Linked DNA regions of Homo sapiens: region 1 is linked to region 2. Evidence: chromatin loops called from intact Hi-C (ENCODE). Cell type or tissue: endothelial cell of umbilical vein. All regions are shown on one strand. Links, peaks and the distances in the headings refer to the core of each region. The heading gives the core; the rest is flanking DNA.

Region 1 (2,902 bases), core at 289-2,788, 400 kb after region 2:
GTGATTTGAATATCACACAAGTATTCTCCACCACCTTAAGGAATGCACAATTCTTACAGTTTATGGGAAAATGATGCCAATAACTCACTCAGCCAGGCTGAGTTATGGGAAAACACACTACGGCTTAAAATAATTTACCCTTTAATTGCTGGAAGATATAGCATAAGGAGTCTAGTCTAGTTTAAATGGTGACTCATTATCAAGAACACTCCGGAATAACATCTCTCCATGTGGATCCCAACAGATAGCAAGACTGTGTGCTGAGGAACCCACTCTAAGGAAATACTATTCTAGACCCTACCTAACCTCAGGGGTAGACCCCTCCCCAGACTCTGCAGTAACTATTCCTGGGCCACATGTCATGGAGAAAATACGAGAAAGAACTAAGATTTGTTGAGCTTTTTACTCTGCACCAGGCATTGTGTTAGGTGATTTATTTTGATTAAACTGTCTCTTTTCTTCTTCTTCTTTTTTTTTTTTTTCCTGAGAGAGGGTCTTGCTTTGTCCCTCAGGCTGGAGTACACTGTAGCAGTGCAATCAAAGCTCACCGTAACCTCAAACTTCTGGGCTCAAGCCATCCTCCTACCTCTGCTTCCCAAAGTGCTGGGACGATAAACTTTGTAGTCATACACGGTCCCAAGCATTTGAAAAACTTTATCTCATGTATTCTTCCCAACAATCCCATGGAGTTATCACTATCATCCCCAGCTCACAGATAAGAGCACCGAGACTTAGAGGGGCACGTGCTCTACTCAAGTCACACACGGTTGGTTAGGAGAGAGAGACAAGAATCCAGATGTGCTGGACTCTGGGTTTTTTCCACTCCACCATAAGGAACATCGGGGTGGGGGGGGCGGGTGGTGCGAGGGGGACAGTGCATCATAAGTGTCCCTGGGGCTCAGGCCTGGGAGGGCTGCTCAAGGCTCTGGATGCATGAGTACACACAGGATACGCAGTTGTGCACACAATTTCAGGTTAACATCTCCTGAGTCTGAGCACCTCATTCCCCACCACTCCAGGGAACTTATAGATTAATCCTGGAAAATACAGGCTACAGCCCAACACCCCAGGTCCATCCAGGGGAGCCTCCTGCTCCTTGTGGGCTGGGAACCAGCTGCCCTGCTTGTCTCCTTCATCTTCGTTCCTGCACCCACCTCATCCTTATCCTCATCCCCATCCCAGAACCACAGGCTTCAGGCCAGGGGAGAAGCAGGTCAGCAGGAGGTGAAGGGGAAACCTTCCCTCACCTCCTGGGAATTAGAACAGCACAGAGAAGGGAAGAAAAAGGAGCCAAGACTAGGGAGTGACCGGAAGCAACAACGGAGGAGTCAAGACGAAGAGGAGCCAGTGACTCAAGGACATCCGGCAACTTCACTTGATTACAGGGCCCTTCCTGGAAATGTGTGCTTCCCGGAGCCACCACCCGAAGCCAGCCACCAGCAGAGGGACCATCTGGGCCAGGCAGGATGGATGCCTGGTGGGGGGCCCCACTGCCCCCATACAGGCTGGGCCCTCCTCCTCTAGGAGTGGTGCTACTACTGGGCAGCAGGGTGCCTCCCTCCTGCTCGGGAGTGATCGCAGAGGAAAGTGCCGCGCTTGAAATCAGATCTGCCAGGCCTTGTTTGGTTTCACTTTGCCGCTCCTAAGAGCCGGGTGCTCAGCTAAGAACTGGGAATTTCATGGCCACCTTGGGGTCTCCAGGAGACTGGCAGATCTAAACTCCCTCCAGAGCAGACAGGCTAATCTTGCATCTTGGCCCTGCCGGAAGTTGGGGACAAAGAGCCCCACTCCCTAGGTCACAAGGTGGCCTGCCACGTGGGTCAAGTTATTTGTGCCTCAGTTTCCTCATTAGCTCTCAGAACAATTGATAACATTACATAACTCCCAAGTGCTGTGCTCGGGTGAGCACAGTTCCATGTGTGCTATAAAGATGATGCTGTCACACCCAGTGACACTCCAGCCACTGTCACTTCGCAAACTTCATAGAGAACAGCCACCTGAGAGCACCTAATTCAAAAGTCTGTACAGTGAAACGTGGGCTGAGACAATGGGTTGACCCTTTTCAAAGTCCTGGGGGTTCCCAGGATTATCTGATGCAGGGGGAAGGGTCCCCCAAGCTGCTGAAGCCCAGGTACAGATTCTGCCCTCCCTCTGTAGTCTCTGCCAGCAGTCGGGGGCAGGAAACCCTCGGATCTGGTTTCTTTCCTGATCTGAGTTCCCTCATCCCGTCACCTTTTAACCTTTAATGATGCCAGAAGAAGGAGCCTGGCTTCTCTCAGACAAGATGGTGAGGTGGAGGTGGGAAAAGAGAAGCTCCTCCATTCCTTCCTAGGATAAGGGTAAAAGTAACTCAGGAATTTGCCAGACCCCGGGTGCTACTAGCAACAAATAATGCACAGGCCAGGCACCGTGGCTCATGCCTGAAATCTCAGCACATTGGGAGGCAGAGGCAGAAGCAGGAGGATCGCTTGAGCCCAGGAGCTTGAGACCAGCCTGGGCAGCACAGTGAGACCCTGTCTCTAAAAAAAAAAAAAAAAATTAAATTAGCCAGGCATGGCGGCACACGTCTATAGTCTCAGCTACTCAAGGCTGAGGTGGGAGGATCTCTTGAGCCCAGGAGTTTGAGGCTGCAGTGAGCTGTGATTGCACCACTGCACTCCAGCCTGGCCAACACAGCAAAAAGCCTGTCTCAAAACAAAAAAATAATGCACAAAACTTCAATATGATCAACCCCCAATAAAATATAATCTGATCTTTTGGACCTAACCAGATTCTCCTTAGAGGTAACCACAAATCGTACTGCGAGCCCCTAGGCTCTTTTTGGGCTCTCTTGGGCTCTCTACTCCTTGTACCACTTGACAAAGCCTTAAGCCCAATTCCAGGACTTGAGGGGAACAGGTCC
Region 2 (2,902 bases), core at 223-2,722:
AACTCAACTCTTTTTTTTTTTTTGAGACAGAGTCTCGCTCTGTCGCCCAGGCTAGAGTACAGTGGCGTGATCTCAGCTCACTGCAAGCTCCGCCTCCCGGGTTCACGCCATTCTCCTGCCTCAGCCTCCTGAGTAGCTGGGACTACAGGCGCCCGCCACCACGCCCGGCTAATGTTTTGTATATTTAGTAGAGATGGGGTTTCACTGTGTTAGCCAGGATGGTCTCAGTCTCCTGACCTCCTGATCCGCCTGCCTTGGCCTCCCAAAGTGCTGGGATTACAGGCGTGAGCCACCACACTCGGCCAAAGAGGACCCCAACTCTTGACGCTCTTTTGGGTTCACAACGAGCTAGAGTAGAGCAAAAGGGCCAGAATGAGGAGTCTGGTTAGACAACACCTCAAAAGTTCCTACAAGTCACATGGGAGAGAGGGCAGATCCAAGGAGCTCCACAATGGCAAAGGAAAGCAGATGAGAAACTGGCTGCGGCCAGGTGACCAGACCCCATTCAGGAGTCCACGGGAGAAGAGGAGGAAGTCAGCCAGAGGTCTGAGCCACAAATGGCCAGGAAGCCAGGCCAAGGAGTCTAAAATAGTCAGGATTGAGAGACGTGGGCACCACGGGTGAGAAGGACACCTGTGCCTTTGCAGGCAGTGTTTCCTCCTGGGCTTCCTTCCTACCCAAAACCAGAACGGGGCTTGGCTGGGTCTGTGCACACAGTTGGAAACAGTGGACAAGTGCTGGCACAGAGAGCTGGGGAGGTGGATGCAGGCAACTCCTGACCCAGCACCTGGAATGATGCCTAGGCCAAGGGTATTTCAGCTGGCCTGCCTTGCTGTGAGAGATATACACTGAATCCTCCTGACTCCAACTGATGACAGAAGGCAACTCACCTGAAACAGACCTTGTTTAATGAAACAGGGCTTTAATGGACAAATCAGCATAACATCCACTGGCAGAATTTCCTTAAACAAATCCGATTAAAGGCCCAAAATCAAAATACACTTAGGTTTCAAATGATGCTTTCCCTGGACAGCAAACTTCATAGATCACTATGATGTGTCTTATCTTCCACCTGCTTACACTCACCTGGAAACCTGCCTTGTTAAAGTGTACGAGAACATGGAGACCACCCTTCAAGTCACAAATCCTGCCAGCAGTGCTCCTGGGCCAGCTCTTGCACCGGAGATCAGGGCTGCCTAATCAAAGCATCTGCTCCTTCCTGGAAGGCTCCAACAGCCAATTCCACTAAAGCATAAGGCACTGACCATCCCAGAAGAAGGAAAATGGGCTGATTAAAGTCCCACAATCACCAGAGGAGATAAGTGGGAAGAGAGAGCTGGCATTTAGGAAGCAGTGAGATATTTCCTGTGTTTTCACACAGCGAGTCCCTCCTGCTCATATCTCTTCCTGTCCTGCTGGAGAGCACAAGGAAAACACCATCAGAAATGAATGAGTCACGCGCTGGGTGCGGGGGCTCAGAACTGTAATACCTGCACTTCGGGAGGCCGAGGCGGGCGCATCATTTGAGCTCAGGAGTTCGAGACCAGCCTGGCCAACATGATGAAACCCTGTCTCTACTAAAAATACAAAAATTAGCCAGGCACAGTGGCACGTGCCTATAATCCCAGCTACTCGGGAGGCTGAGGCACAAGAATCACTTGAACCCAGGAGGCGGAGATTGCAGTGAGCCGATATCACACCATGGCACTCCAGTCCACGTGACAGAGTGACGGAGCGAGACTCCAACTCAAACAAACAAACAAAAATAAATGAGTGAATCAGGAAGATGGTATGAGACCTCCTGCCCATGTGGAGCGGGCAGAACTTAAGTGGGAACCTGAAAGATCTTCCTGCCTCACAGAAGTTCTGAAATAGTCATCCTTTCTCGCTTTCCTCCCCAGAAACAACAAACAGAGTCAACTGCTCCTTACTCCAGCCCACCTCCATCCCACTCCACTCAGGTGATCCAGTTCCATTCCCCTTAAATGGGTCCATGCAGAACCTCCTACTGCAGATAAAGCCAACAACCACATGACACATGAAACCCACAGAACTCTGCAGGGAAACAGTCTGCACCCATATCCCACGCCACAGACTGCGGTGCACAGCATGGGGCAGTCACCAAAGCGGGGCGTAGGGGAGAAGTGGAAGGAGGAGACAGGTCGTTCCTGGACGTGGGAAGGGGTAGAGTGTGTTGAGGTGAGCAGGGGCAGGGCACAGAGGAGAGGACAGATACATCACTTATTTACAGCTTGGCTCTTGTCTTCTCATGGGAGCACTCCAAGCCTTCTATGATGTAGGCCTTAGTTCCTCCTTCTCCCTGAATGTCCCTTTATTCTGCATGTGCCACAAGTGAGACATCAGGCTATGTTCTGGCATCCAGGGCCCGTCCCTTCAGTGGCCGTCCTCACTGAAACCCAAGGCTTCTTTAGCCAGCGTCCAGGCCAGGTGCTCTCTGCCTCCTGGGATGTTAACCAGCCAGCCTAATAAATCCACAGGTGTGAATGGGTTGAGGCTGGGGGCCTCCACTTTTTCTCAGATAAAGAATATTTTATCAGTATTCTTTTGGTGGCAGGGAGCAATCCTGGGAGAGAGATTTTGGGGGTAGGTAAAGTCTTACAGCCTCCTTCAAATCGCTGCTGCAACCTGCTAGCCACACACACAGGGCCAGGCTGGCCACTTCGGGGCCAAAACAACACGGCTGCATCTGACCAAGACACTATGTGACTTGCGACAGGACACTACCGTGCCGTCTCTGCCAAGGGCAGGAGAACTGTCCAGAGAGCCCCGGCTTGCCAGGCTGGTTCTCCATGAAAACAGGTCACACAGGCCATCGAGGCGGATGGGTTTCTTTAGGAGGATTCTGAGGAAGCGTCTACAGCCCATGGGGTGACCACCAGTC

The links. Peaks named below come from ENCODE experiments on the same cell type or tissue, not always from the same donor. Only the 100,000 strongest peaks of a DNase experiment are listed, where the experiment ranks them.
Region 1: it touches region 2 in a loop (2.7-fold over the local background); 1 of 110 quality-filtered maps calls a loop at or near these places.

Annotation. Positions count from the first base shown.
Region 1 is chr17:73,303,810-73,306,711 of GRCh38, forward strand. All of the region lies in intron 1 of CDC42EP4 (CDC42 effector protein 4), which reads right to left. Among named protein-coding and RNA genes, the nearest start is that of CDC42EP4, 6.7 kb to the right of the region's middle. In endothelial cell of umbilical vein, for the core only: a CTCF peak has its summit at 1,433; a DNase peak (open chromatin) is centred at 1,462; H3K4me3 peaks cover 545 bases; H3K27ac peaks cover 2,500 bases.
Region 2 is chr17:72,905,749-72,908,650 of GRCh38, forward strand. All of the region lies in intron 5 of SLC39A11 (solute carrier family 39 member 11), which reads right to left. Among named protein-coding and RNA genes, the nearest start is that of SLC39A11, 190 kb to the right of the region's middle. In endothelial cell of umbilical vein, for the core only: no CTCF peak of the experiment used is centred there; a DNase peak (open chromatin) is centred at 1,373; H3K27ac peaks cover 1,334 bases.